2 separate regions of the Homo sapiens genome follow, and region 2 is linked to region 1. A link is an interaction called in ENCODE POLR2A ChIA-PET data of the cell type or tissue named here. Cell type or tissue: OCI-LY7. All regions are shown on one strand. Links, peaks and the distances in the headings refer to the core of each region. The heading gives the core; the rest is flanking DNA.

Evidence for each region. ChIA-PET counts read pairs that join two places held together with the same protein. Peaks named below come from ENCODE experiments on the same cell type or tissue, not always from the same donor. Only the 100,000 strongest peaks of a DNase experiment are listed, where the experiment ranks them.
Region 2: POLR2A ChIA-PET joins it to region 1 with 8 read pairs; 2 of 35 experiments call an interaction of 5 or more read pairs at or near these places.

What each region holds. Positions count from the first base shown.
Region 1 is chr5:100,841,073-100,845,480 of GRCh38, forward strand. All of the region lies in intron 4 of ST8SIA4 (ST8 alpha-N-acetyl-neuraminide alpha-2,8-sialyltransferase 4), which reads right to left. Among named protein-coding and RNA genes, the nearest start is that of MIR548P, 27 kb to the left of the region's middle. RefSeq lists an enhancer at 509-728. In OCI-LY7, for the core only: a CTCF peak has its summit at 4,095; no DNase peak of the experiment used is centred there; H3K4me3 peaks cover 608 bases; H3K27ac peaks cover 640 bases.
Region 2 is chr5:100,924,354-100,928,761 of GRCh38, forward strand. The region is part of intron 1 of LOC107986437 (a long non-coding RNA gene); the gene reads left to right. Among named protein-coding and RNA genes, the nearest start is that of ST8SIA4, 23 kb to the left of the region's middle. In OCI-LY7, for the core only: a CTCF peak has its summit at 3,557 (motif pointing right); no DNase peak of the experiment used is centred there.

The DNA of each region.
Region 1 (4,408 bases), core at 303-4,302:
GAAAGAAGAGAGGTTCATAAATCTATTTGGAACGTATTTTTGTTGTCATGTTGGTAATTTCTACACAGGTTACTGATTTCCATAGTTGCATAGCTGTTTACTCTTATTGCCTTCCATGCCCTTCTAGAATAAAGTTGAGTATGTAAAATTATGGTTGGGAACCTGATGCTTTTTGTAAACTGGGACTTTTGTAAATTGGGATCAACACAAATTTTTATTCAAGCCATAGGTATTGGAGTCATTATGCTTATTTCTTTAAAAAGAGGTCAATTATGCAGTATATTGCTGAGGCAGGAGGATAGGGTCTGGAGGCAGGGAACATAAGGCCAATTCACGCTGACTTCTTAGAACTAAATCAAATGGAAACACTTCAGCTATGACAAGAAATATCCTCTCCATTTACATAGGGCATACACCAAGTAACCAATGGAAACCTCTAGAGGGTATTTAAACACTAGAAAATTCTGTAGCGCAGTTATTGAGCTCCTATGCTTGGGCCCCCTCCCATCCTGTGGAGTGCACTTTCATTTTCAATAATTCACTGCTTTTGTTGCTTCATTCCTTCCTTGCTTTGTTTGTGTGTTTTGTCCAATTATTTGTTCAAGACACCAAAAACCTAGACACCCTCCACTGGTAACATAGTTCTGACACAATTTGTGGATAGGCATTACTGTAAATTCTTAGCCTATACTTTTAGCTGATCTTTAATACTGTTTGGAATCTCTTCTGTGAATCTCTAATCAGTGACAAATTACATGTCCCATCCACCAGAGGTATTACATGCATTTGCCAAATCCCTTGATCTAGCATTCCAAAACTACCTTGTCACTTCCCTATGTAATCTTGTTGGCTACCAAGCTGGTTTTGTTGCTTGAGGAAGCCCCTGCTTTGTTTTCTTCTTTGGAGCTTCAGACCTAGCGCAGTATAGCAATCTATACATGTTTATAGAAGGAATGAACGTGATACAGCAGGAACACTTCTATTCATATTTCAAAATGTGGAATTATGTGATTTCAAATATTTTACTACTTCAATAGAATTTTTTAATGAAAAATATCTGTATTTCACTTTTATTCAGTCTGATAGGAATTTGCAATTTGTACATTACTAAAATATTTGTATTTATATATTCTGTGTTATTTCTCATAAAATAATTAGCTTATTAATTTTGAAACTGACAGCAATTCTGGTGTATGCATCTGTTCCAGAGAAAACAGAAAGAGGAAATAATTGTGAGCTGAGCAAAGAACAAAATTTTAGCAACATTGATTCTTCCTGGTAGCGACGTTTATTAATGGAGACTTGCTGATGGATTATTTGATTATAGCACAGATGGATTCCACAAAGTATCAAGTTCCTTTTTTTAAAACAAAAACAAAAACAAAAGTTGACTATTAAGAAGCAAAAACAAAGCTGAAAATTTTGATAAACTGCCCACATCCCACCTCAACACTATCCCCAGTTTTTATTATTCTCAGATAGGGGCTATTAACATTTATAATGACTGTACAATTCTTTCAAGCAGTATTGAGAAACATATATTTTGGTATAAGGTTAGCTTGCCATATTGTAGATTTTATATGTGCCTATAAAATGGTTTTTGCAAAAAGCTCACTGAATTCTGTTGAGAGGAATATGATCATAATTTGAATAAAATGCAGAATCAGAACTTTAGCTGCAAGTAATGATTTTACTTTAATTAAGATTCACCAGTGAAAAGAAAAAAAAGTTAGTTTCTATTAGATCAAATTATCAAATATATTAATAGTGTAAAGTAGAATCTGTGCCATGCTAGATTATGTTATGATACATTCAGTCACATGATTCTTTTAGCTATTTAATTTCATCCAAGTTTGTAACTGATGCAAATATTGTTGAGTATCCAAAACAAGGAAGCTTTAAAGTTGAACTCAGTTGCTTGATGCTATAGCTTAATGAACACTGGTAAAGTTTGCTGAAATTTGTATAAAGGCCAAGGAAGCTCCTATTATAAAGGCCAATAATTTATTAAGGGAAATCCATATAAGCTATTTACCTAAGAATTCCTAATTACTTTATTATATCATCACTTTATCATTTTGTTTATTTTTTAAAGAAAGACAGTTTTCCACTGATTTTACTATCTCTAGAGTGACATCAAAAGGCAATATTTTCTTTAGGAGTGTACTTTAAATGACTAATTAGAGAATGGGAAAAGCAATATAGACCATACTTTCATTATGAAAACAATTTGATGTTGACAATAAAAGTTTATATTGTCTGAAACAAAATCAGTTTATTCTTAGTTAGAAATAAGGTAGCAACTGCCAGCACAATCTCCCTCTGCAACATATTCCATTCAGCTATCAACATGGTCACTGGAAGATGGTTTGGAGGATAAAAGTGGAAGCAGGTAAGAACTGAGTGTTTGTAACTGAGTTCTTAAGATGCTAGCATTCGACTTGTATTCTCACCAGGAAAACTTAACCAGAGGATATAGCTAAACAATATCATTGCTGAAGAAATGAAGTCTGGTGTTGAAAACTCATGTAAAAATAAAAAAAGCAGCAGGCATTTACACAATACAGAGCAATGATTTGTCACTTACAATTTTTTGTTACTGAGCTTAACTATGATGCCTAACCATGATCCATCTGAATGAAGATGCAATGTATGCGTTATCATGAGGAATGGAAGTCAGCCATACTGTTGCTCCAACATATTTTCCACTTCTTGCTCTGCAAATTCCCAAAACATGTTCATAGGGCCCTTATAAATCCCTTCTTTTAATCTCAACAACTTATTTGCCCCTAAGAATGAATTAGCTATCAGTTATTTACACCTTACTTGGTATTTACGCATTTTATTATCTCTCTCCAATATTTGAAGTTTAGGTGGTGCTCATTGAGACGTAAAGCCTTTCCAGTTATATTGAAGCAAGGTCTTAAGAGGGACAGAAATTCTTCACGGAATGTACAAAAATGGTACCATCTGGATGGCTCCCTAATTTGCCAACAAATAGGCACAATGTTATACTAGAGGGCCAGAGTTCCTAAGATATGATGGCAAGTATCCTTCCTTAAGAACTGAGCAAATACTTTATAATTTTGCTTTCACTTATGCTCCACAGGTGACAGCCCCAGCATAAGATCATCTGGATGAAACAGTTGTGTAAGAATTTGCATCGTATATAATGTGATTTGATTGATCTCAAAAGAAACTATTGAACAATATTTCCCACATATATCAACCACCATGTATTATGTTTAAATATGATCTTCAGAAAACCATACTCAATCATAAATGTACTATCTTGAAGGGAGAGTACAAGCACCTACTAACACATAAACAAGAAATCTCATCCAGCAGAATAGTGGGGAACATAGAATAACCCTGGCTATTTGGGACACACATTGATGAGGGGAGGCTGCCAGAGGTATCAGAATCAGGGCACTGCATTTTGATTTTACTTCCTGCACTGGATACTGGTCTTCACCAGGGCTCTATTTTGTGATTCTTCTCTTGTAGGTCTGAATATTCTTTTTGATTTATTTTATCCATGGAATGTGAAAAAGTAAATGGCTTATTTCTAAGAAGTCAGTCATAGGTGTTAGGCTCAAACTGGAAACTGTAAGAAACAAAACTTCCAGCTTGCCTCTGGTGAATGTGGCTCCAATACTTGCCTTTATGTAATCAAATAACTGAAAAAGATTGTTAAAGCCACTTTAAAAATAAGTTTATAGCTAAAGGCTTTAAACTTATTCTGCTACAATGTATTTACTCATCCAGGTTTTTAAATGATTTGGGGGGTAAGGTTTTAGAGCAAAGAGAAAAAGAAACAGAAATGACTCTTTCTTTGATCTCTTACCAATAGGAATCTGATATGGCACACTAGTCTCTGAAAAAGTTGGCAGAATGTATCAGTATCTTGTTTCCTACATGGCAATTCTAGTGGTCAAGCCCCAAGTCTTTTGCCTTATTCTCTAACTTACTTCTTGTATGTTGAGCTGGCTTGACAAATGGCGATAGCCATAATTTGGAAGTTGTGGCCTGAGGCTGTGATTATATGATCAACCACATGAGACACTAGAGTTAGTTAACTGACCATGATCAATCACATAGAAACAAAAGACCTAATCTAAACTATTACACTCAAGCTAAAGTACACTTGTATCATTTGAAGAAGATAAGGACCTGTAATGTTTTCAAAGATTTATGGGAATATTGATTAAATAACTTTTCTCCACAAACTCAGGAAGTAGCTAGTCATGTTCACTGTCTAAAAATTTATATTTGCATTTAACTTTAAACTCCCAACTATTTAATATTTAATAATTAGTTAAAATATATTAATTATTTTACTATATATAAGAAATCTCTGAATGCGTAATCGACCAGTCATCTTGACTTAAATTAGAATAACTTAATG
Region 2 (4,408 bases), core at 229-4,228, 83 kb after region 1:
TGATGATCTTTTTGTGATAAATTTCCCAGGTGTTCTTTGAGCTTCTTGTATTGGGATGTCTAGGTCTCTTGCAAGGCTGGGGAAGCTTTCCTCAGCTATTCCCCCAAATATGTTTTCCAAACACTTGGATTTCTCTTCTTCCTCAGCAACACCAGTTATTCTTGTTTGGTCACTTAACATAATCCCAAACTTCCTGGAGGCTTTGTTCATTTTTTTCTTATTCTTTTTTCTTTGTCTTTGGATTGGGTTACTTCAAAAACCTTGCCTTCAAGCTCTGAAGTTCTTTCTCCTGCTTGTTCAATTCTAATGCTGAGACTTTCTAGAACATTTTGCATTTCTCTAAGTGTGTCCTTTATTTCCTGAAGTTGTGATTGTTTTCTGTTTATGCTATCTATTTCACTGAAGATTTCTCCCCTCATTTCTTCTATCATTTTTTTTTCAATTTCCTTACATTGAACTTCATCTTTCTCTGGTACCTCCTTGATTAGCTTAATAACTAACCTGAATTCTTTTTCAGGTAAATCAGGGATTTCTTCTTGGTTTGGATCCATTGCTGGTGAGCTAGTGTGATTTTTGGGGGTGTTAAATAACCCTATTTTGTCATATTACCAGAATTGTGTTTCTGTTTCCTTCTTATTTGGGTAGGCTATTTCAGAAGGAAGGCTACTGTTCAGTTTCTTTTGTCCCACAAGGTGTTCCCTTGATGTAGTATGCTCCCCCTGTCCTAGGGATGTGGCTTCCAGAGAGCTAAGCTGTAGTGATTGTTATCTCTCTTCTGGATCTAGCCACCCAGCAGGTCTACCCGTTTCCAGTCTGGTCCTGGGGGATATCTGCACAGTGTCTTGTGATGTGAATGATCTGCAGGTATCTTAGCCATGAATATCAGCATTTGCTCTGGTGGAAGTAACAGGCAGGTGAAATGGACTCTGTGAAGGTCTTTAGTTTTGGTTGTTTAGTGCACTATTTTTTGTGCTAGTTGGCCTCTTGCCAGGAGGTAGGCTTTCAAGAGAGCATCAGCTGTAGTAGTGTCCAATCTTAATGTCTTTTAGACAACATGAAATAATGCAAAAATAGTACCAAGATTAGTCCAATACAACAGTATAAAATTTATAGGCACCATGAACAATGTACTTTATACAAAACAAAAAGCCTCCTGAATTCTAGAGTGGCAAGTTCTTTGAGCTGGTGTTATGACTTGAACATGTGCATCCCGCAAACTCATATGCTAAAATCCTAATTCCCCAATATGATGATATTAGGAAGTGGGGCCTTTGGAAGATCATAAGGGTGGAGCCCACATGAGTGGTATTAGCACCCTTATAAAAGAGACCCGTAGAGCTCACTAGTTCTTTCTATCATGTTAGAACACAGCAAGAAGATAGCTGTATATGAACCAGAAAGTAGACCTTCACCAGACATGGAATCTACTGGTGCCTTGATATTGAAATCCTCAGCCTCCAGAACTGGAGAAATAAATGTTTGTTGTTTAAGCTACCCAACCTATGATCTATGTTCTTTTGCTATAGCAATACAAACAGATCAAGATAGCTGGAAATTATTTTCATCTTCTTAGAGAACTATGAATGCATGGCTGGGGTTGGGGAAAGACTAGAAATAGGTCACAATATCCTATATTGTGAGGGGAAATGGCATTATCCTGGAGAAATATAAGTGTCCAACAAATATTTTAGTGTGCCAGAAATCTCCCTTTATGCTTAATTATGATCACCATGCTCTGTCATAAATGAAGTACTCCAGATATCCAGGAGAGATTGCCAGGGACAATGGCTTTTCGCTCGATCAGAACTCCAGCTTCAATTCTGTATTACTAATACTGTACTAAAAATCTTCAGGTTTTTCTAGATTTAAACAAGTCTGAGTCATCCTGTTGACCAATTAAGGCCTAGGCATTGGAATGAATTAAAATTAATCATTATATTAATATGTTAGCTGATAAAGATACTCTGATTTTCTGTAAGGATTATGCCTTATATTTGGTACAGGAAACAGACTGTGAGATGAAGACTTGAATGAAGAAAGTTGATTTACCAGTGCCTTTGATATTAATATCTGTGTTGGGGTGAAGGAAGGAAGTTTGGGCAGAGAAAATGTAAACTGTGATTCAGTCTTAACAAAAGCCTTAGCATATCCACAAGGAACTCTGAATCTGAGAAAGCCTTTCAGTGTTATCCAGCCTCGAAGCACAGGGATCAGGTCTTGATATCATTTTATTGATCAGTCATAGATTGGGTTTCTTCAGGGTACAAATATTACCCTGAGCAGGCAGCTCTCTTTGACTTAAGGCAATTCATGGAGAGGGATTCAGCAGGGAACCATTATCTGTTGACAGTTCTGAAGGAGATCTCTGGATTGTGCACCACAGCATCCACTATGGTTCACCCCTTGTGCTATCTTAGTCCACTTCCACCCTATGATAAATTTCACACATATTTTATGTGACGCTTATTAGTCTATAATTCAAGATAAACTTACAAAAAGAAGGGAAGTGGGATAAATTATCATCCCTGCTTCTGCAAGTGGTCTTAAGACTGAGGCTTTACCATGTAGATTTTCTATCATTATTACCTTTCAGGACCACTACTGATTAGGGTTGTAGTACAGCAGCTGATTAAGCTCAACTTCCATTAGTTGGACAAGATAAATTCCTATATTGTTATAAATGTAGGCAGATATAGAGGGACTGGTACACCAATGGTGGGTGTTACAAGGGTCTGGACCACTGCATATTCCTGATTTTAGATGTATCATTTCTATGTTACAATGTGTTTCTACTAGGCCTGCCTTGCTTATGACATGAAGGGTCTGACAGAACTCAGCTCATGATTTGCAGGGCAAATGGCCACTTAATTTCTTATGGTTAAGTATTTCTTCTATACCAGGGCCAAATAACATGCTAGAAACAGAGTTTTTTTTTTTAATGTTGCATAATTCTCCACTATGCCATAAATAACAAAGAATCATTACCCATTACCCAAACCTCTGTATAAGAATATGCCAGGTTGGTACAGCTTTTACTTTTTCTAGCTTTTCTCTATTGCAGAATACTTTTCTGGTCTGGACCTACTCAAAGATGGCAGGTATGCATGTCACTTTGTTAATAGCTTGTGGCAATATTCTTAAGTGTGGGAGATGCTACTTCTCTTTTTCTTTTCCACCACCCCCTCCTCTCTCTTTCCTTATCTCAATAGGCCCCATATATGAAAACTGGCTCAAGTTCAGAAACTGTCAAGAACCATGGAATTTTATTGGAGATGCTGCCCTCAGTCTACTGACCATCCATGCTTAATTTCTTTTGATTGTGCATATGGAGAAACTTTCATCAGCTCCCCACCTGAGGATGCTGCTATCTATTAACTACCTCCATAGCTCTCTGAGAGTCATGGCCTACAGGTGGCCATTGTGATTTTTCCACTAGTTATGGCAACTGGTTCCATCCTGTTTCTGATGATTAAATACTGCTTTTGGCCTCCACCTTTTCAAGATTCCATTACCTTTTGTGTCATCGAGGAACCCAGTTCTGTAACAGTATTTATTACTCATAAGTCCTCCCAGTAGAGGGCAGGTGACATTGAGTTTCTCCAGGATGATATTTCTCTCACTAGTACATCACATATTGCTTTGGCAAATGCGGCTCTTCTTCAGAATATGGTTAAATGGCGAATTTTCTGGCCTTACATAGTATATTCAGTAGGTTGGCCACTTTTGTAAAATTTTAAACTCTTCTTTGCCACGTCTGGCAGTCTTGGCATTTATACTTTACCTACTATAAACTACCACTTTCTCAAAACTTCTAATAACTCAATCAGTATGTTAACACTGTTTTCTGAGGTTTTCATCAAAGTGTCAAATCCTTTTGGGATAGTTTTCCTTTATCAATAAACTGGCCAGCCATTATCCATTCTCATGTTCTACCTTCTTTGATACAAGAGCCTCTGGATACAGACCAAATCACACTCTCCTAACTCCTTCCAGTATACAGTCATCCCTGGTATCCACAGGGGATTGGTTCCAGGACCTCCCCTGGATACCCAAATCTGTAGATGCTCAAGTCCCTTATGTAAAATGGCATAGCATTGGCATATAATCTATGGACATAATCCTGTATACTTTATATCATTTCTATATTACTTACAATACCTAACACAATGTAAAAGCTGTGTAGTTGTTATACTTTTTAAAAAAATTTCTACATTATTATTTTTTATTGTATTTTTGTCATATTTTCAATCTGCAGTTAGTTGAATCTGTGGGTGGGGAACCTGTGAATACAAAGGACTAATTGTATATTGACTAGGTCTTGCTGAACCCATTAGAAGTTTGTTGAGAGATGTCCTCAGGTCTTTTTGGGATATAGTCGCTTATCTTTCTTAACATGCCTAGCACTTTC